Regions from separate parts of the Homo sapiens genome. Here regions 1, 2 and 3 are each linked to region 4. A link is a contact called in ENCODE Hi-C or POLR2A ChIA-PET data. All regions are on one chromosome and are shown on one strand. Each heading gives the region's core, a stretch centred on a gene start or an enhancer-like site at or near the end of the contact. The rest is flanking DNA. Distances are from core to core; before and after follow the strand shown.

Region 1 (5,298 bases), core at 1,754-4,253, 850 kb after region 4:
GTGAGGTGGAAAGAAGAAAGGAAACAGAATAGATAACTAAACCAGTGACCCAAAGAAAACACAAGTATCACCAGATTACATGTTCTGTTTGACTTCCTCTCTGAGACTCAGAACTGCACATGTCAGCAACATTCCTTAATTTTTAAAAAGAGAGAAGAGAGTGGTCACGGAGGCCGTGTCTGTAGTCCCAGCTACTAGGAAGGCAGAGGTACGAGAATCCCTTGAGCTCAGGAGTTTGAGACCAGCCCAGGCAACAGAGTGAGACCCCATCTCAAAAAAATAAAAATAAAAGGAGAGGCCAGGTGCGGTGGCTCACACCTGTAATCCCAGCACTCTGGGAGGCCGAGGTCGGTGGATCACGAGGTCAGGAGTTCAAGACCAGCCTGGCCAAGATGGTGAAACCCCATCTCTACTAAAAATACAAAAATTAGCTGGGCATGGTGGCAGGCACCTGCAATCCCAGCTACTTGGGAGGCTGAAGCAGAGAATTGCTTGAACCCAGGAGGCTGAGGTTGCAGTGAGCTGAGATCGCGCCACTGCACTTCAGCCTGGGCAACAGAGCAAGACTCCATCTCAAAAAATAAATAAATAAATACATACATACATAAAGGAGAAAAAAATAAAAATAATTAAAGACCAAGTCATAGTCTAGATCTTCCTTAGCAGTTGGCCCAAGATCCACAAATGTTTGGCAGTGGGCTTCAAGATTTTCAGTTGTCTTTCCAGATCCTAAAGTCTAGGTGTGCAAAAACACCCTACATAAGATGCCCAATGAGTCAATACTGAACTCCTCCCGGCTAAAAAAAACTGTCAATTGTATGAAACTGGTAAATAGTTGTTAACATCATCATCATAATATTTACACGTGTTCTCTCTTTCCCTCGTGACCCTCAATGAAGGTGTCCCAGGCAGAAATATGGGCTACTGCTCAATTATTCGGCAGAGTTGATCCAAAAGCACTGTTCCTTCAAATTGAGATAAGACTCGAACAGAAGTGCTCCCATATAGGTCAAAAAAGGAAAGGAGAGCAGGACTCCAGCCTTAAAGCAGCATGATCACAAACTATGACGGAAAAGGTCATTTCCCACCTGCCAACGAAATACAACAACCTACAATGAAGAAACCTCAGTAAGTCTCAGACTTGGCCCAAAGGAGCCCAACTAGTTACTCCCTGGTCTGTTACAGAGGATCTGGCTATTACACTCAACAGCAAAAATTCAATTCAATCCCGCTAAAGATATAAGAATCACAAGGAAGAATAAGCCAGAACTCAAGACAGAAATAGCATTAAGTAGTTCCTTCAGTACAGTGAGCAGAAGCTGGCCACTCAACGACTCTAAAAGACACAGAAAAGCTTAGTAGGGACCACTGGGCATACCGGTGTCCTAGGTGGGGATTTCGTAACGTCTTTGAGTCAGAAGCTGCCCTCAAAATAGTTTCTTCTCAAAACGGTTTCAGGCTTTGTTAGAAAGGGAAGACTTCACTGCCACTTTACCCAGATCATCTACCCCATCCTTGGAATGAATGGGGAAGCTTCAGCCACCCTACCAGGCTCCTAAAATCACCAACTTGAGAGAAAAACTATAACGTTGCTCTACCAGTACTTCAGGAGGTTAAAGAAAGTCACAGAAGAAAAGAACTCTGGGGAAAACAGTCAAATTCGGCTATTAAGACATTAGTTACAGGCCCCTGTACCTCTCCTCTAGAAACCCTGGGAGTACACCCGCAGAGGAGAGAGAGCCCAAGCCACCAAGCAAAGTCAACCAATCTGGCAAAGGGGCGTCCCACTGCGGCTTTCAGTCCAAGAAGTGGATCCTGCTGGTTCGCAGTCTCTCTTCTATCTCCTCACTTCCTATTTACCCTTTGAAGTGGGTACTGAATAGCCCGTTCCCAAGCAGAGGCCCTTTGTATACGGGGTGCTACAGTCGCCTGGTGGAAACACCTTGGCAGAGTTGTTTGGTGCCAGGATGGGCCACTGAAGGCATCTGCTGTGGACACACACACACACACACACACACACACACACACACACACACAGAAAGAGAGAGAGAAAAACAGAAAGAGAGAGAGCGAGAAGCTAAGAGGGCAGGTCAGGTCGGCGTTGCCCTCCCAGCACTTACACCTGCCCCTTCTTCCTGACTCCGGCGCCAGATCAGATGTCAAACAAAAACTCCGCAAAAAAGTCCCATGATGGAATGACTTCCACCTCTCCCTCCGCAGAGCCTCCCCGGACTCCCACAGCCTCCCCCCGCGTCCCGACCAAACCCTCCGCCCCCACCCCGCCCCCGGACCACTCTGCCCTCCGCCCCGGCGAGGCCTGGCCCCTCTCGGGACACCCGGGGCCCCGAGGCGGGTAGGCTCAGGCCCCCAGGCCGGCAGGGCTGGAGCCGGCCCAGAGCGGGCGGCCCGTTCACCGGGGCTGCGGGAGCCGGTCCCCGCCTCGGCGCCCGCGGAGGGCAGGGGGCGGCGGTGACCCGTACCTGTCAGGTCTCTTCCCCCGACCGGCAGCGGCGCAACTTCAGGAGCCCATGTCCGTCCGGGGGGGGCGGCCCCTCTCCCGGGAAGGGGGGCGCGGATCCCGGGGAGGGGGCTGGGGGGCTCGAGCAGTTCTAGCCCCTTCCCATGCTCCCCGCCCGGCGCCTGGCCGGGGCCGGACAGCGCCTCCGCCCGCCCCTGCGCACCGCCTCACACCCGCGCTCACACACACTCACACTCCCTCGCGCGCTCTCACACACGCACTCCCCTCCCTCCTCCTCCTCTGTTTATCTCCTCCAGCTGTCTGGGGACCCAGGAGAAGCCCAGCAACGCGCCTGCGCCACGCAGTCTCCGCCTCCGCCCTGCGCCTCGCAGCCGGCGGGTACGCTACGAAGACTGCGCCCGGCCGCTTCCAGAATGGCTAGCCGGGCCCCCCCACTTACCCCCCCGCGCCCGGTCAACGTCTGCTGCCGGCGGCGCCCACTAACCTGCTAGTGGGGGAGCCCCGCACCGCCGTGGCCAATGGGCTTCGCCGCTTGCGGGACCGGCAGCCAGTGGGCGGGCGGGAAAGCTGGGCTAAGCCCTGGGGCACCCTGGGAGTCGTAGTTTTTCGCCGTCGAGGAGTTCCTGCAGAGCGGGCTCACCCCGCCCGGTTGCCATTAGTTACCCGGACGCACCTCCCACCCCACCACCGGGTAAAACGCTCCTCACACCGCTTCTGGGACACCCGCCCACACGCTCGCCCACTGAACCCCAGGTCCCCTCACAGCCCCTTAAGAGCTCCTAAGACTTCCTCTCAGCCCCCGAATTCTGGGACCTCTCAGGCTAGGGCCCCGGGGGGCTCCTCAGCCCACTCCTTCCTGCTCTGGGGGGCTGCTGAAGTGGCACAGTCCTCACTGACGTCTCCTGGGCCTTAAGGAAGAGAATGAAAGAGAATCGGGCCTACGCTGAGTAGCCTGGAGAGGAGTCAGCCACACACACTCTGGGTGCCCTCGGGGTGATGGGAGCGACTAGGTCCATCTGACCCTAGCGGAGTCACTGCTGCTCCCACCTCTGAGGAAGAGACGCAGTTCCAGCCTTGTGGAGTCCCGGGTCTGATGGAGGAGAGACCCTCCTCTTTATTAAGGAAGTTCCCAAGGTGACAAGGGTGGCACTAAGCCTATCTTCTTAAGGCAGAGACCAGGCCCCACCCGTGAAACCTCAAGTCAGAAAGGGAAGACGTGTCACCTTCTGACAAAGGAAACTTGTCACCCATAGGGTGCCATTTGTCAGATACTAACAATAATTCACTTTTATTCGCACTGGATTGGGTACAGTCTCTTAGCTAGGTACTATTGCTGTCTGTGTTTTGCAGAAAAGGAAAGCTGAAGCAGAAAGGCTAAAAGCAACTTGCCCCCGGGGTCCTGATAAGTTGGCAAATTGGGAATTAGACCCAGATCTGCCTGACACCAGAGTCTGAGCCTTTTAACACTGCCTGTCTTTCCTGTGAAAACCAGACAGCACCCGCTCTCAGTAAGGACTGAATATATGTATTTGGCATTTATAGTGTTTATCACTCCATGTGTCGCTTGTTTTTTTTTTTTTTTTTTTTTTTTTTTTCCAATTCTGCTCACATCATGAGTACGAATTTGTCTGTGAATACCTGAATACTCCCAGAGACAAAGGTAGTATTCTAATTGCTGGTGATTTCTCCGCAAGGGAGATTTCTCCCCATTTAGAGGAGTAAGAACCTATCCTTGTGAAACCGCTCACAAAGCCTTTTATGCCTTTCTCCTAAAAATATTGTGGGTCATTCCCCCTGAACTCTCCACCACAGCTGTTCTACTGAATATAAAAAATCATAGACTTTGGGACTAGAAGAAAGCTTTGAGATCATCTATCTGCAGCTCCCCAGGTTCAGGCTGCAACCTTGGTTAGGGTCATTGGGTTAATTAAACTGAATAATATCTAACATTTATTGAATACTTACCATGGGAGATAAGTGCTACTAGTGAATTAAGAAATACTCCCGGGCTGGGCGCGGTGGCTCACGCCTGTAATCCCAGCACTTTGGGAGGCAGAGGCGGGCGGATCACGAGATCAGGAGATAGAGACCACCTGGCTAACACGGTGAAACCCCATCTCTACTAAAAATACAAAAAAATTAGCCGGGCGTGATGGTGGGCGCCTGTAGAACCAGCTACTCGGGAGGCTGAGGCAGGAGAATGGCGTGAACCCGGGAGGCGCAGCTTGCAGTGAGCCGAGATCGCGTCACTGCACTCCAGCCTGGGCGACAGAGCGAGACTCCGTCTCAAAAAAAAAAAAAAAAAAAAAAGTAAAAGAAAAAGAAACACTCCCGGCCGGGCGCGGTGGCTCACGCCTGTAATACCAGCACTTTGGGAGGCCAAGGGCGGGTGGATCGCCTGAGGTCGGGAGTTCAAGACCAGCCTGGCCAGCATGGTGAAACCCCGTCTCTACTAAAAATACAAAAATTAGCCGGGCGTGGTGGCGCGTGCCTGTAATCCCAGCTACTCAGGAGGCTGAGGCAGGAGAATCACTTGAATCCTAGAGGCGAAGGTTGCAGTGAGCCGAGGTCGTGCCACTGCACTCCAGCCTGAGCAACAGAGAGAGACTCCATCTCAAAAAAAGAAAAAAGAAAAGAAAGAAAGACAGACTCCCACAATCACATAGCTAGGAAGTGGTACAGTTGGGATTAAAGCCTACACTATTCAAATCCAGAACCCTCATTTTTAAATCATTTTAGCATCCTGTGTTTTTGGCAGAGACCACCCCCCCCCCCACTTTTTTCTTCTTTTTTTGAGACAGAGTCTTGCTCTGTCGCCC
Region 2 (5,387 bases), core at 640-3,139, 580 kb before region 4:
TGAAACCCCGTCTCTACTAAAAACACAAAAAAATTAGCCTGGTTGGGCCAGGCGCAGTGATTCACGCCTGTAATCCCAGTACTCTGGGAGGCTGAGGATGTGGGATCACCTGAGGTTGGGAGTTCGAGACCAGCCTGGCCAACATGGTGAAACCCCGTCTCTATTAAAAATACAAAAATTAGCTGGGTGTGGTGGCGGGCGCCTGTAGCCCCAGCTACTCGGGAGGGTGAGGCAGGAGAATCGCTTGAACCCAAGAGGCGGAGGTTGCAGTGAGCTGAGATCGCGCCATTGCACTCCAGTCTGGGCAACAGGAGTGAAACTCCGTCTCAAACAACAACAACAACAACAACAAAATTGGCTGGTGTGGTGGCACGCGCCTGTAGTCCCAGCTACTCGGGAGGCTGAGGCAGGAGAATCGTTTGAACCCAGGAGGCGGAAGTTGCAGTGAGCCACCACTCCAGCCTGGGCGATAGAGTGAGACTCCGTCTCAAAAAACAAATAAATAAATAAATAAATAAAAAGGGTCCCCAAATGCACTTTGGTAACTATTAGAAGAGGCAAGGAGGAAGAAGATAATCCCTCAAGACTAGAATTATGTCTGACAGTCTCTTTTCCTAAAACCCGTCTTGATTGGCCTAAACAGACACCAATCAAGGCCCCATCTGTGTCTACTAGGAAGTGGTTTTGAGATTTCTCTCATCTTGAGAGAATCCAGGGCTGCGCCTGCTCTGCTGTCTAGGTCAAGACTTCACCCTCTTGTCTTGTGGATCATCCTCCAAAGACCCTCGGGTTGAGATTTTGCCTTCATCTCTCCTGCCCCTCAATTAGATAACACCTGGCCAATTCCTGTCATTTCAGAAAGCGGGAACACCTTAAGCATCTTTCCTCAACGATCTCTGCTTCTCTCAAAAAGATAGGTTTCTCCATCCCCTGACCGAGCGGGTTACTTTGTTCTCCACCTAGACATCAAGAGGCACCTAGACACCTTCCATCCCCTCAGGTTTGGACGCTGCTCTTTCGTACTTCAGGAGGCTCTAGGAGTCTTCCTACCACGCGCTCATCTGTGGGGAGACCTGGGCCTGCTCACTTCCCCTTAGAGCTCCTCTTCCTTCCCTGCCTTTGGAAAAAACCTGCCCTTTTTTCCCTTGTTCTGAGTGGCCGAGGCCTCTACCGCGCCCCTCGGGATAAGCTGGACTCTGCTCTCCTCAGAAGAACCCACTCTGTACTCTTGCTCTCCCGCCAAGGCTCCGAGAGGGTCTCCTCCCAGGCGGGCATCCGGGCTTCCAGCACCTATCGTCCCCCTCCCACTGGGCAGGACCCAGGCCTCCAACCAGCTCCTCATCCAAGGGCCCGGTGCTCCCCGGACCCCGCCTTTGGGGATACCCCAGGCTCCCCGGACCCCTCGATGGGGTCCTGGGCGCCTGGCCCTCTCAGTCCGGAGTCACTCCGGCCCCTCCTGGCCCCTGAGCCGAGTACTTCCGGGCCCCTCGGTCCGGGGGCGCCGGGGCCCCCCCAGTGGTGGACTCGCCGGTTCCCGCCGCCCTGGTCTGGGGCCCGAGCCCCGGCGGCGCGGCCGGCTGCGCTGGGGGCGGCCCGGCGGCTCGGGCGGACCCAGCGGCAGCGTCCCCCCACCCCCCCGCGGCGCCGCGACGTCCGCTCGCTCCCCGGCGGCGGCGGCGGCACGCACAGGGCGTGGGGAGGCGCCCGCGGAGGCAGCAGCCCCCCGCCCCCTGCGCGCCCGCCCGCCCTCGCCGGCCGCCGCGCGGCCCCCGCGCCCGCCCCCCCGCCCCCACCCCACCCCGCGCCCGCGCGCCCACCCCTCCCCCTCCTCACCGTCTCCGTCGGGCGGGCGGGCGGCGAGCGGCCAGGGCGGGCAGGCGACGGAGCATGCGCAGAGGCCGCCACGGCAGCTACCGCCACCGCCGCCGCCAGGCCGGGCTTCAACACTTCCGGCCGCCGCCGCCGGAGAGCTGGCGCCTTAAAGGGGACGCGTCCCTATTGCCGGTCCCACCGAGGATTAACCTTAGCCAAGGGATTTGGGCCTTACCTAAGCAGAATTCTTTCGCCCTTGAAAATCAGTGTTGGAAAGGTCGCTAGAGACCCCAGTAACTCTCCTTCCCGCACTCATAGATGAGGAAAATAGGCCCTAAATGAAAGAATCACCTCAACCACAATTGAGGGCCAAGCTAGCTTTCTCGACTCCTCTGGAGGACTCTACTCCATTTACCTCCCCAAATCCTGTTTTATGAAGTTTACATCTTATCGGACCCTTCAAGTTACAATCCAGCTATCAGTTTGCAATCAGAAGATCTGCATAGATCAGTAACTGGTCACGAGTCCTTGAGCAAGCCCTAAGCATTGTCTGACCCGTGCCTGTTTGCCAAGTTTTTCCTGCTTGTGAGTTTCTGGGTTGAAGTCTTGACTCCCCTGCTGGAAGTGTAAACGACTCTGGAGGAATTTCTTGACAGCTCTAAACCTGTTTCCGATAAGACATAATGTGAGTGCTAAAGAAGGTGATACCTGCATGAAAAGTGCTTCAGAGAGTTCCTGGGGTCAGTAATAGTAATTAACAAGTATTAAGACCTTTATTTTTTATTTATTTATTTATTTTTTTAGACAGAGTCTTGCTCTTTGGCCAGGCTGGAGTGCAGTGGCGCGATCTCGGCTCACTGCAGCTTCAGCCTCCTGGGTTCAAGTGATTCTCCGGCCTCAGCCTCCCGAAGAGCTGGCACTAGAGGCGCGCGACACCACGCCCGGCAATTTTTTTTTTTTTTTGTATTTTAGTAAAGACAGGATTTCACCATGTTGGCCAGGATGGTCTCAATATCTGACCTCATGATCCACCCGCCTGGGCCTCCCAAAGAGCTGGGATTACAGGCGTGAGCCACCGCGCCCGGCCGTATTAAGACCTTTCTATGGCCAGGTGTGGTGGCTTACGCCTGTAATCCCACACTTTGGGAAGCCGAGGCGGACAGATCACTTGAGACCAGGAGTTCGAGACCAGCCTGGGCAACATGGTGAAACCCCGTCTCTACTAAAAATACAGAAATTAGCCGGGCGTCGTGGCACGCGCCTCTAGTCCCAGCTACTCAGAAGGCTGAGCCAGGAGAATCACTTGAACCCGGGAGGCGGAGGTTGCAGTGAGCCGAGATCAGGCCATTGCACTCCAGCCTGGGCAACAGAGTGAGACTCTATCTCAAAAAACAAACAAACAAAAAGACCTTTCTATGGCCTATGGCTTGGTGAAGATGCTTCTGTCTTGTATAATCCTCACAGCAACCCTACTAAGTAAGTTTCTCTTTTTTTTTTTTTTTGAGACGGAGTCTTGCTCTGTCGCCCAGGCCGGAGTGCAGTGGCGCAATCTCGGCTCACTGCAAGCTCCGCCTCCTGGGTTCACACCATTCTCCTGCCTCAGTCTCCTCAGTAGCTAGGACTACAGGCGTCCGCCACTACGCCTGGCTAATTTTTTTGTATTTTTTAGTAGAGACAGGGTTTCACCGTCTTAGCTAGGATGGTCTCGATCTCCTGACCTTGTGATCCGTCCGCCTCAGCCTCCCAAAGTGTTGAATTACAGGCGTGAGCCACCGCGCCCGGCCCTTCTTTTCTTTTCTTTCTTTTTTTCTTTTTTTTGGTGGGGGGGACCGGTCTGGGTTGATCTCCCAGGCTGAGTGCAGTGGCGGGATCTCGGCTCACTGCAGCCCCAGCCTCCAGTGCTCAAGCAGTCCTCCTGCCTCAGCCCCCGGAGTAGCTGGGACCACAAGCAGGAACCACCATGCCTGGCTAATTTTTACATTTTTAGTAGAAATGGGGTTTTACCATGTTGCCCACTCTGGTCTCTAACTCCTGGGCTCAAGCAATCCTCCTGCCTTGGCCTCCCAAAGTGCTGGGATTACAGGTGTGAGCCACCATAATTGTTTGTTTATTGATTGATTGATTTGGAGACGGAGTCTCGGTCTGTGCAGTGGTGCGATCTTGGCTGCCTCCCAGGTTAAAGCGATTCTCCTGCCTCAGCCTCCCGAGTAGCTGGGACTACAAGCACGAGCCACCACGCCTGGTTAATTTTTTGTATTTTTAGTAGAGACGGGGTTTCACCGTGTTGGCCAGGATGATCTCGATCTCTTGACCTCATGATCTGCTGCCTTGGCCTCCCAAAGTGCTGGGATTACAGGCATGAGCCATCGCGCCCAGCCAATTTTTGTATTTCTGGTAGAGACAGGGTTTCACCATGTTGGCCAGGATGGTCTCAATCTCTTGACCTCGTGATCCTCCTGCCTCAGTCTCCCAAAGTGCTGGCATTACAGGCGTGAGCCACCGTGCCTGGCCATTTATTTTTATTTAGTTATTTTGGAGGATAGAGTCTCCTCCTGGGCACAAGTGATCCTCCAATCTTGACTTCCCGAGTAGCTGAGACTATAGGCTTGCACAACCACGCCCAGCTCCTTTTTGTATTTTTCATAGAGCTGGGGTTTCACCATGTTACCAAGGCTGGTCTCAAATTCCTGAGCTCAAGTGATCCACCCACCTCGGCCTCCCAAAGTGCTGGAATTATAGTCGTGGGCCACCGTGCCTGGATGATAACTGATTTTTTTTTTTTTTTTTTTGAGATGGGGTCTCGCTCTGTCGCCAGGCTGGAGTGCAGTGGCCCTACAATCTCAGCTCACTGCAGCCTCTACCTTCTGAGTTCAAGGGATTCTCCTGCCTCAGCCTCCTGAGTAGCAGGGATTACAGGCATGTGCTGCCACACCTGACTAATTTTTGTATTTTTGGTAGAGACGGGGTTTCACTATGTTGGCCAGGCTGGCCCCAAACTCATGACCTTAGGTGACCCACCCGCCTCGGTCTCCCAAAGTGCTGGGATTACAGGCCACTGTTCCTGGCCTATAACTGATATTTTTTTTTTTTTGAGACAGAGTCTCACTCTTGTCACTCAGGCTCGAGTGCAGTGGTGCCATCTCGGCTCACTGCAACCTCTGACTCCTGAGTTCAAGTGATTCTCCTGCCTCAGCCCCGGAAGTAGCTGGGATTACAGGTCCCCACCACCACACCTGGCTAATTTTTGTATTTTTAGCAGAGACGTCGTTTCACCGTGTTGGGCAGGTTGGTCTCAAACTCCTAACCTCCGGTGATCTGCCTGGAGCCACCACTTCTGGCAACTGATTTTTTAAAAGACAAAAACTTCAAGCATCATCTGGTCTCTCCTCCAGCCTGGAACAGTGTCTCTGGCTGTCCACCGACTCTCCATACTCCACATGCCCACAACTGAATTTGTTTCTTTCCCCACCCACCTTAGATGTCTTCAACAAACCTGCTTCTGTCCTAGTGTCCCCCACCTCAGGGAATGTTGCCCTCATCTCTCAGTCACCTCCCAAAGACCCCTAGAATATCAT
Region 3 (5,628 bases), core at 1,950-4,449, 770 kb after region 4:
GGTAGTGGCCATCTCCTGCTCGAAGTCCAGGGAGACAAAAATATGGAACGCTTCACGAATCTGCATGTCATCCTTGCGCAGGGGCCATGCTAATCTTCTCTGTATCGTTCCAATTTTAGTATATGTGCTGCTGAGGCGAGCACTAAACTGGTTTTTCATGCAGAATTACCAACATCTCTGAGGGGGTAGACAGATCTTTGGGTTCCATTTCCTCCTCTGATCTCTCCTCCAAAGACAGGTGACAGTTACTTGCGCCACATCTATGCCTAGCTCTGCAATCATCACTATACAGTAATACTACGATGGCTAATTGACCTTTCTCTCCCTCCTGCTGGAGGTGAGTCCTTTGAAGGTGACATGGTTTGGATCTGTCCCCGCCAAATCTCCTGTCAAACTGTAGTCCCCATATTGGAGGTGGGGGCTGGTGGTGGGATCATGAGGCTGGTTTTCTCATAAATGGTTCAGCACCATCCCTTTGGTGCTGTTCTCGTGATAGTGAGTTTTCCCAAGATCTGGTTGTTTAAAAGTGTGTAGCATCTCCCCCCTCACTCCCTCTTGCTCCTAATCCCGCCATGTGAGATGCCTCCCTCCCCCTTTGCCTTACACCATAACTGGAAGCTTCCTGAGGTCTCCCCAGAAGCAGAAGCCACTATGCTTCCTGTATAGCCTGCAGAAGCATGGGTCAATTAAACCTCTTTTCTTTAGAAATTATCCAGTCTCAAGTATTAGTGCAAGAATGGACTAACACAGAAGGGAACATGAACCCTTTGACAGGAACACAGTGTCTTATTCATCTTGGTCTTATGAACACCTGTACACAGATCTGAATAGAAATGGGCTATGAGCTGCTTTTGGCCCAGGTGACAAGGGATTGTGGTGCCTCCACCTCACGCTGCTACCATTCTCCGCAGAGGACCACGCCACAGATGGTGTTTTTGAGAATAAGAAAGGCTAAAGAGAGTTTAGGATCACAAGACAGGTTTTAAGAAAACCAATACATTTCCTGAGTATCCCTCCCAGTTATTTTCTTTTTTTTTGAAACGGAGTTTTGCTCTTGTTGTCCAGGCTGGAGTGCAAAAGCACGATCTTGGCTCACCGCAACCTCCACCTCCCGGGTTCAAGTGATTCTCCTGCCTCGGCCTCCTGAGTAGCTGGGATTACAGGCATGTGCCACCACCCCGGCTAATTTTGTATTTTTAGTAGAGATGGGGTTTCTCCATGTTGGTCAGGCTTGTCTTGAACTCCTGACCTCAGGTGATTCGCCCGCCTGGGCCTCCCAAAGTGCTGGGATTACAGGCCTGAGCCACCACGCCCGGCCCCTGTTATTTTCACACTAATATTTTATTTTCTTCACAGCACTCATCACTATCAGGTGCTCTTTTATTAGCTTACTTGTTTACTGTCTATCTCCTTCCACTATGACTTAAACTCTCAAAAGTCTAAAGACCATATCTCCTTTATTCATCACTGTATATTCGCATCACCTAGAACTATCTGGGAACACAGGGGTCACTTAGCACATGTGTTAGAAGAACACTGAATGAATTAATGTGCACATTTTCCTAAGATTTTATTTCACTATTTATTTTGAGACGGAGTTTCACTGTGTTGCCCATGCTGAAGTGCAGTGGTGCAATCTCGGCTCACTGCAAACTCCACTTCCCGGGTTGAGGCGATTCTCCTGCCTCAGCTTCCAGAGTAGCTGGGATTACAGGCACGTGCCACTATGCCCAGCTAATTTTTGTATTTTTAGTAGAGACGGGTTTCGCCACGATGGCCAGGTTGGTCTCGAACTACCTACCGATCCACCCTCCACTGCCTCCCAGAGTGCTGGGATTACAGGCATGAGCCACCGCGCCTGTCCCAATATTTTATTTTTAAAGAACAGATTTGGATGCTCTTATATGCATAAGTACTTGAAAACACAAAATAATTCAAGTATTTTAACATAATTCAAAAACTACGATCTTTTTAGAATCAGCAACACCTAAGGCCCCAAATGATCCCTTCTCCACATCACCACTGGCTGTTATTGATAGCGGAACAAGCTATCCCATCAGGTGAGAGTGGATAAGATGTAGTGCAAAGAGCAAGTTAGATCAGAAGACTGAGCTCTTCATGCCTTTGCTTATTGGGGTGCGAACCTGATCAAGACACTTAATGCTACAAGCAGCTCAGCTTCACCATCTGAGAAGATAACCTACCTTAGAAAATGGATGTTTAATTCTGATAAAATGGGTGTTTAAGAGCTTGGCAAACTATCCAGCACGGTGAGGAGGGGTTACGTTTATCAGCTGTCAAGGTTGAAGCAGGAGGGCAAACCACCTCTCCCCATATGAGAGCTCCTCCCAAAAGGCGCCAAGTAGTACCAGAGCACCTGCTTCTCCCCTGACAAAGGCTGATGTTACAGAAAGAACTTTGGTCTGGGAGGCAGACAACCTGGGATCTAAACCCAGTTTGCAACTGAGATGGCACGTGAGACAAAGGGTTGGACTCTCAGATCTCTGGGGGCCCTTCCAATGTTGACATCCCAGGATCTCGTGTGGTCCCAACCAAACTCCCACTCTTGCTCCCAGACCCAGCAGTATGTCTGGAATATGGTAAGCGACCAGTAAGCATTTGCTCAATGAGAGAATAAACCAGTGAATTAATAAAAATGTCTCCTCAGATCCGATAAGGGGCTCCCTCTTCTACACACTCACAGCTCGAGTCTCCCAGCCACTTGCCCTTTCCTGCTGGCCTACAACTCTCTCCCTGGCTACACCAGGTGTATTGAGAGCAGGGAGCGTGTCCCAGCCGTGTGCACAAACTGGCACTACATGGATGGCGGGGTTCTGGTGACTGGGCGAGGCGTGCGGGCCAGACCCGAGGAAAAGGCTTGCTGCGCGTTGGGGCCGGAGGCTAGCCCGGCCCGACTCCGGCTCTCCCTGGGCCCTCCTCGTCCCCAGGCGGATGCCGGAAGAGACTCACGTGAGCACCGGGATGGGCGTCCACACCACGCAGTAGGGGAAGCGACTCCGTTCCACATCCATGGCGACGCCGCCGGAGCCTTGATATTGCTTCATGTCCGTCTCGGCCGCCGTCGGCGCCTCCACTTCCGCCATCCTGGGCGGGGGTGGCGGCGGCGGCAACAAGAGCAGAGAACTCCCTTCCGCTTCCGCCATGCGGCGCGCGCCCCGCTCCGACTGGCCCCGGCTCTGGTGCCGCTCGTCCCCATGGCGTCACTTCCCGGAGATGGGGTCCGCCCCGCTTGGCCTTCCCCCGGGAATCCGAGCCGCGTTCCTCTGGGCCCGGCCAGCCCCGCCCCACTCCCTATGCGCCTGCCAGCCCCGAGTCTTTGCCGCTTATGCCCCGCGGCTGCAGAAGGGATGCTCTCAGGCAGTTCGCAGTCTAGCGCCGGAGACTTATAGAGAACTCTAATTCAGTACGCTGAGGGCTCCTAGGAGGTGTGGTACAGTCGCTATTTATTGAGCACTTCTTAGGTGCCAAGCACTTGACATGAATTGTTTCTAATCCCCATAAACTAATTAGACATCCAAATTAGGTATTCCCTCCTGTTACAGGTGAGAAACTGAGGTTCAAAAGGTGAGAGACCACGATGCAAACCCAAGTCTTTTTTTTTTTTTTTTTTTCTGAGGCGGAATTTTTTCTCTTGTTGCCCAGGCTGGAGGGCAATGGCACAATCTCGGCTCACTGCAACCTCCACCTCCCAGGTTCAGGCGATCCTGCCTCGGCCTCCCGAGTAGCTGGGATAACAGGCGCGTGCCACCACGCCCGGCTAATTTTTGTATTTTTAGTAGAGGTGGCGTTTCACCATGTTAGCCAGGATGGTCTCAAACTCCTGACCCTGTGATCCGCCCGCCTTGGCCTCCCAAAGTGCTGGGATTACAGGCGTGAGCCACCGCGCCTGGCCCAAACCCAAGTCTTATACCTCCCTTGCCCTTTTCATTCTGTGGCCCTCTCACGAGGTAGTGGTAGCATAAAGGAAGACACACACAGTTGTGTGTGCGCACGTGTGTGTGTGTGTGTGTTTTATTGTATATACAGGGAAGACTTGCTGGAAGATAGGATATTATTGAGTTGAGTCTTGATGTTTGCCATGTGGCACAGGAGTGGAAGTATGAGTGCAGCGGTACAAAGAAAGGAAGGCCGTGCAGAGCAGTGTGTGCAAGAGTGTGAATACTTACTGGAGTAAATCATAAGCCTTAGATGTGATCCAATCCCTTCATTGTACAAATGGGAAAACGGGCTCAGGGAAGTTAATTGTTTGAGATCACACACAACCATAATTAGAGAGAAGCCAGGCTCAAATGTTGGAGACTTTTGGCTTTTTAAAGGATGTCAAGACAAAGAAAATGAAGTCTACTGGGGTCTACTGGGGTGGGGAGGGGAAGTTGGGGACAGCCCAAAGTCAGAAGGAAGGCTGCCACTAAAAATCAGCCTTAAAGAAAAAAAAAAAAGAATAAAAAGAGTAATCAGGTAAAGGAAGGTATGGACAAATGCACTCAGGAAGTTAGGAGCTTCCCATTTGGGGAAGGTCCTTCTTCCACTGAATTACCCTCCCTCAATGCTGATCTATGGAGAGCTTGCTGTCCTGTTTGTAGCACCTAATATTTTCATGTTTTTTTGTGGGGGATGTCTGTCTCTGCTATAGAACTCTAAGGTCCTTGACTTCAGTAGCTGGCACAGTTCCTGGTGCAAAGCATATGCCCACTAGATGTTTACTGATTTATTAGGTGATTGAATAAATGGATGTTTTATAAAGACCTCAGAGATTCGCAGGCATGATAATGATTACAGTGGGTTAGAAAATGATTCTAACCCACTCCAAATTCTTTGAGCACGTTTGTACCTCTCCTTGACCCCTGTGCAGTGTGTGATCCTTGAAGGGCAACAACCAGCATCCAGCACAGGGTTTGGAATAGATTAGGTGTGTAGTTTACAGTTGTTGAGAATAAATTACATGACTTCTTGATTCAATCACTGTAGTTATCTAATCTCTTCTGGACCACAGGCTGTGAGGAAGGTCTGTGCCTTAGACATCTCCCTACCATGACTGTCAGCCCATAATTCTAGCACAGGGTTGCTGGGTACCCTTTAAACATTTATTGTAGGTATTGATGAATAAACAACCAAAGTAAGTCTCTCAGGGCCTGCCACAAGTTTGGTAGTACTAATACACGTACCACATTTAATCTGCCAAACTTCAATGGCTTCCCGTTGCACTTCGTATGAAACACAAATATCTTACTATGGCTCACAAAGCCCTGCACCATCTGGACCCATGCCCCTTCCTTATTTACTATACTACAGCCATCCTGGCCTTTTCTTTCAGTTCCTCTCATGCACTCCTTCATATTCCAGGGACTTGGCACACACTGTTCCCCTCTGCCTGAAATACTACTCCTATCTACTTAAAGCGGCTAACTTTCATTCTTCCAGTCTCAGATCAAATATTACTTTCTCAGCCCATCCCTGGTCTCCCAATCTAAATGAGAAAGCCCCCATTAATCTCCTGTTCTTTTTCTTCATAGCTTCTTTGTAGCTATGTACTATTTGCCTCCCCCACTTGACTGGAAACTCTATTTGTCTTGCTAACGTGTGTATACCCAATGCCCAGTATAGTGC
Region 4 (5,377 bases), core at 639-3,138:
CTGGGTGACAGAGGGAGGCTCTGTCTGAAAAAAAAAAAAAAAAAAAGATTGTGGGAAGGCAAGAGTATAAATAGGGCACTCACAGTCACTGACTGACTGGTTTATACCAACGGAGGCAGTAAATGGTCAGGTTCTGGACAGATTTTGAAGGCAAATCTTGCAGAACTTGCTGATGGAGTACATGTGGGATATGAGAGAGGAGTTAAGGATCTTAGTAAATGATGTTGCTTAGTACATTGTTGTCATCGGAAGAGGTGATCAAATATACAGTCAAAAAATGTAGAAAAAATAGTTTTTTTTCTGGATTTTGTTATTCGTGGTATTTGTGAGCTAATAAAAATGTTTGTAATTTTTCTCATTATAAAAGGTTCACTTTTATATCTAATATTGTATTTGTAATTTTGGATTTTTTTTTTTTTTAGACAGTCTCGCTCTGTTGCCCAGGCTGGAGTGCAGTGGCATAATCATAACTCACCGCAGCCTCTACCTCCTGGGCTCAGTTAGGTGCGTGCCACCACACCTGGCTAATTTTTCTGGGTTTTTTTTGTTGTTGTTTTGCTTTGTTTGTTTTGTAGAGACAGGGTCTAATTTTGTTGCCCAGGTGATCTCCAACTCCGGGGCTCAAGCAACCGGTCGACCTCGGCGTCCCAAAGTGCTAGGATTTCAGGCATGAGCCACTGTGCCTGGCCTTGATTATTTTAAAGAGGGCCCCCAAATTGAATAAACGTCAAGTCTCCACAAAGCCTGAATTCAACCTTGCTTCTAGCCCATACTTGGGTTGTAATTTAAAATTAACGAAACATTTAAGAATTTTGCTTCCGAAAACAGTGTGCACGAAGTGAATTGTAAGCCTAATATAATATTAAGAATAAACTAAATTTGGGGATAAAAAGATCACCTTGGGGCTCACGCCTGTAATCCCAGCACTTTGGGAGGCCAAGGGATCAACCGAGCTCCAGAGTTGGAGACCAGCCTGGGCAACATGGCGAAACCCCGTCTCTACCGAAAAATACAAAAATTAGCCGGGCGTGGTGGTGCGCGCCGGTAGTCTTAGCTACTCGGGAGGCTGAGGTGGGAGGATCACTTGAACCCAGGAGGCGGGGGTTGCAGTGAGCCGAGATCGCGCCACTGCACTCCAGCCTGGGCGACAGAGCAAGACTCTGTCTCAAAAAAAGAAAAAAAAAAAGGGATGGGCGCGGTGGCTCACGCCTGTAATCTCAGCACTTTGGGAGGCCCAGGCGGGCGGATCACCTGAGGTCGGGAGTTCAAGACCAGCCTGACCAACATGGAGAAACCCCGTCTCTACTAAAACTACAAAATTAGCCGGGCGTGGTGGCACATGCCTGTAATCCCAGCTACTCGAAAGGCTGAGGCAGGAGGATCGCTTGAACCCGGGAGGCGGAGGTTGCAGTGAGCCGAGATCGCGCCATTGCACTCCAGCCTGGGCAACAAGAGCGAAACTCCGTCTCAAAAAAAAAAAAAAAAAAAGATCACCTTGGGCTAGCCTCCCAAATGTCTTCCAAAACTTCCCACTCATTCTCCTTCCCAGTTTTTCTAAATCTACCAAATGCACCCAACACTTCTTACGTTCCTTTTAGCCAGGTAGGGATTACGCGCATTTTTAAAGACCTCCTTAAAAGTGAAGGCTGTAGTACCGTCAGGACTGCCTAGCGCTCACCCAGAAGCTGCTTGTCTCCGAGGCACTAAGAGGGGCGTGGCCATGGGCGTGGCTCGCCGGGCCGGCGGAGTGGGCGGAGCCTAAAAGCTTCCCCGCCCGGTCAGACTCAACACATGCGCCCAGAGGTTTCTAGTGGAACGAGGTGTGGATTGTGAGGTGACTCTGGCCGCTTACTTCCGGTTCCTAGCGATGCGCATCCGGGTCACGCTAACGCCGCGGTTTCCTCCGCTCGATTGGTTCTACTGTGGGTCTGGACTGATCTCCATGTCCTGTTGTGGGGCTTTTACAGCCTTTGGGTGAGTCTCAGCTGCCAACAGGGTCTGAGCGCAGCCGGGCGAGCACAGCGTGAAGGGGGATGGGTCTAGAGTTCTGCCTCGGTCCTTGTGGGTGGGAGTCTCTTCGCCTGTCCCTTGTCACTGCAGTGCTTCACTCACCTCAGCCCTTTCCTTCACGCTGGCCTCGCCTTATTCACCTCAGCTTAGCCTTCTCGCGCTTCCGTGCCTCTGTCGCCTCGCTGTTTTTCCTCAGCCTCATCAGTCCTTTTCCAACCTCGGTTTCTTGCCTTACGCCTCAGCGCTTCTCTCAGCCACTGCCTCTCCTTTTTTCTCCTCCTCCCTTCTTTTAGAACCTCTTTTCCCCTACCCCTGATCTGGGATCTCAGCGTTCTTTCACCTAGCGAGACGGCCCAGCTTCTCATTGTGCTCACTCTTCACCACGAGAAACTGAGCCTCTCCCTAGGGTCCTAGTTCCTTGTCCCCCAACTTTCTTCAGCTTTGATCCTTCCTCCTGGGACCAGTAGGTGACAGTGCTTCTCCTGGGGTTCTTCTGCCTGTCCTTAGCTAGAGGAGAGCTTTGCCAAAGCCCCGAAATGGGAAGACTTCCCCAGCCTGGGGGAAGTTTTGCCTTAAGGCGCCGGGTTAGACTGAACTCTGGTAGCTTCCATAGTTAGGGTACAACAAAGGCGTTCCTAGTTCTTCGCTTTACCTCAGTTTTGGGGCTCTCTCAAGAGCAGCTAACAGGTGGCAGGCACACGGTACTGCTAGCAGTTGGGCTGGCGCGATCTTGTTAATTGACAAGTCATGAAGAAGTTCTGTCAGTTTTGTGTTCCCATGAGAATGGATGTGCACAGCTGAGGCAAAAACGCCAATATTTTGGGACGTTCAGCTCTGTTTTCGGCATGGACGCTTCTTACAGGACACTTGTGATGATAGAGGACAGAATTTGTGGAGAGATCATTAGCCCCAGATTTATGAATTTATTGTGTTGTTTCCGAAAAGTGGTCTGCTGAAGAGTTCACTATAGTAATTTCAAAGTAATCTTTAAACTTAGTATGCACATATGCATTTTTTCATTTTTACTGTATTAAGTTTTCTATTTGTCTTCCTCTTCCTTCATTAGCCAGACTTTACTTAGAATTACATTACTTAGAAGTACATTACTTAGAATATTCTTCTAACTTTTGTATTTTTTTTTCCTTACCATTTCCACCTTTGTAGTAAAACTATCATTTTCTCATTTTGAGATTTAGGGCACCTTTCTTAAATTTCCCTAGAGGTTTAAAGTCATTTATAACATGAAGGAATTGCATTTAATAATGGTTAGTGCTCCCTTTCCCAAATTTTGTGATCTAGAGTATAGGCTTGGGTAATCTTTATTTTTTCCCGATGTTTATAGTGTATATCTAGCACTTGATTGCAGCGGTTTTTGTGTCATCAGTTTCTGTAATCTATAAATTGTGCTTTAAAATGTAGTACTTCAGTATGAACTTAAATACAGCTTTGAGCACCTGCTTATCTTTTGGCTAATTAGCTATAGAAAAATCTTCATTATATGATACATATACATATAAGAGTGTATAGTCCTTGGCTTATTCCAAAATTGGGCTCTCTTCAGCTGTTTTTAGCAAAGGACTTTGGAGCTTGGCCATGTTAGTCCTAGAAGCCACGGAGAAGGACCCTTCTGATTGGCTTTCAGGACTTATCTAACTGCTAAGTGAAGCCTCTTTGAAAGTTTCTTATGTGTACCTCCTCCCCACTACCTAGCTCTAGCTTCTGTCCAACCTGGCCTATTTTCCATCCTTCAAAACAAACCCCAATGTGTATGGCTTACTCCAGCTGCTTCCTTACCTTCAGGTTTGTGGGCTTCATTTAAGCCATGGGAATGCCAGCTTAATTAATGCAGATTAAGATAAGAACATTAAACCCCAAAAATGATGGGAAATCACTCTGTCTTCAAAACAATAGAAAATAATAAAATCTAGTTATAAAGATTATATACCATTGTCACTAGTAAGAAGTGGCACTCTTATTTACAAAACATAAAGAAATTAGGGTTTAGGTCTGGCATGGTGGTTCACACCTATAATCCCCAGCACTTTGGAAGGCCAAGGCCAGAGGATTGGCCAGGAGTTCGAGACCAACCTGGGCAACATAGACAAAATTAGCTTGGTGTAGTGGTGTGCGCCTGTAGTCCCAACTACTCAGGAGGTTGAGGTTGGAGGATTGCTTGAGCCCAAGATTTTGAGGTTACAGTGAGCTGTGATCACATCACTGCGCTCCACAAGGCAACAGAGTGAGACTCTCTTAAAAAAAAAAAAGAAATTACAACTTAAACAGTTAATTTCCAAGGTCATTTTTTTTTAAGTCAAGAAGTCCTATACATGCTCTCAAGAGTAGCGAGTGTTAATTCCATTAAAGCTGTAGGCTGGAAAGCACAATATAGTATTTAGTGGGTCATTTCAGTATATGTCATATATGAATGAGACTATTAGGATAAGAAATCTGTGACATGGATTTTAAAATCCAAAGCCGAAGTCATTTTGCCTTCAAAGAGTGACTAGAGAAAGAAACTGTTTTGTGCAGAAGTAGAAGTTGAAAAGTTTTAGGAGTCTTTTGTTCTTCTAAAATGACTTTGGCCTGTATATTCTGCATTGAAGCCATTAAATGAAATGAGCATCCTGTGTAGTCATTGGAGCAGTTGTGTTCCATGCTGCTGATCTTCAAGCCTGACCCTCCACCTAGCTGCCAAACCAAAACAAACAAACAAACAAACAAACAAACCCAGAGACAGCTTAATGTGTGTTTGTTTTTAAAGCTCAGGAAAAAAAATTACCGTTGATTTTCTACAAAAATTTCTACTTTAGTTGGTAGCCCTAAGGGCTCAATTTAAAATATGTTTCTGCATATTAGTTTTAGGCTTACCAAGTTTTCTTATTTTGGTTTGGTTTGATTATTTTTGGTTCTTTTTTGTCATTTTATTTGCTAATGTACTTTGTCTTACTTGTTTTGTTTGTTTGTTTTTTGGTCCTTGAATCCTGTGTTTACGGAGATGTAGTTTTTTGTTTGTTTGTTTGTTTTTTTGAGACAAAAAACAAAACAAAACCTTGCTCTGTTGGCCAGGCTGTAGTGCAGTGGCACGATCTCGGCTCACTGCAGCCCTGACCTCCTGGGCTGAAGTCATCCTCCCACAGCCTCCAGAATAGCTGGGACTACAGGTTCATGCCACCATACCTGGCTAATTTTGAAATTTTTTTGGAGAGGCAGAGTTTCACCATGTTGCCCAGGCTGATCTCAAACTCCTGGACTCAAGCAATCTGCCTGCCTCGGGCTCTCAAAGTGCTGAGATTAAAGGTGTGAGCCACCACCCACAGGCGGCTGATGTAGTTTTGAAAATTTAAGAAACAAAGTATACCTCCAACAA

What was found. Hi-C counts contacts between places; a loop is a spot of excess contacts on that map. ChIA-PET counts read pairs that join two places held with the same protein, here RNA polymerase II (POLR2A). Pooled maps may share reads with other maps.
Region 1: a pooled map shows a loop between it and region 4 (9-fold over the local background). The contact joins the promoter of WDTC1-DT here to the promoter of EYA3 in region 4. A Hi-C loop is called at or near these places in 6 of 50 pooled maps.
Region 2: a loop to region 4 is called in a pooled map, with 8 times the contacts of the local background. The contact joins the promoter of GMEB1 here to the promoter of EYA3 in region 4. A Hi-C loop is called at or near these places in 6 of 50 pooled maps. POLR2A ChIA-PET finds 5 or more read pairs at or near these places in 3 of 52 experiments (Caco-2, activated B cell and activated T-cell).
Region 3: a map of naive thymus-derived CD4-positive, alpha-beta T cell shows a loop between it and region 4 (11-fold over the local background). The contact joins the promoter of TMEM222 here to the promoter of EYA3 in region 4. A Hi-C loop is called at or near these places in 1 of 168 maps with a recorded cell type or tissue (naive thymus-derived CD4-positive, alpha-beta T cell) and 7 of 50 pooled maps. POLR2A ChIA-PET finds 5 or more read pairs at or near these places in 1 of 52 experiments (MCF 10A).

What each region holds. Positions count from the first base shown.
Region 1 is chr1:27,232,134-27,237,431 of GRCh38, reverse strand. It overlaps WDTC1-DT (WDTC1 divergent transcript), which reads left to right and starts at 3,003. Exons shown (of 3, transcript XR_947117.2): 1 at 3,003-3,170; 2 at 3,830-3,987. WDTC1 (WD and tetratricopeptide repeats 1) reads right to left here and starts at 2,800. Exons shown (of 16, transcript NM_001276252.2): 1 at 2,481-2,800. RefSeq lists silencers at 2,121-2,170, 2,331-2,380, 2,571-2,720, 2,921-2,980.
Region 2 is chr1:28,665,286-28,670,672 of GRCh38, reverse strand. GMEB1 (glucocorticoid modulatory element binding protein 1) reads right to left here and starts at 1,889. Exons shown (of 10, transcript NM_001319674.2): 1 at 1,834-1,889. RefSeq lists enhancers at 648-707, 758-807 and silencers at 1,338-1,627, 1,638-1,747, 1,778-1,917.
Region 3 is chr1:27,319,734-27,325,361 of GRCh38, reverse strand. It overlaps TMEM222 (transmembrane protein 222), which reads right to left and starts at 3,199. Exons shown (of 6, transcript NM_032125.3): 1 at 2,971-3,199. The coding sequence starts at 3,164. It also overlaps the pseudogene ACTG1P20 and the pseudogene RNU6-48P. RefSeq lists enhancers at 2,144-2,690, 2,842-3,191, 2,691-3,238, 3,239-3,785.
Region 4 is chr1:28,085,121-28,090,497 of GRCh38, reverse strand. EYA3 (EYA transcriptional coactivator and phosphatase 3) reads left to right here and starts at 1,888. Exons shown (of 18, transcript NM_001990.4): 1 at 1,888-1,974. RefSeq lists enhancers at 1,949-2,018, 2,229-2,288.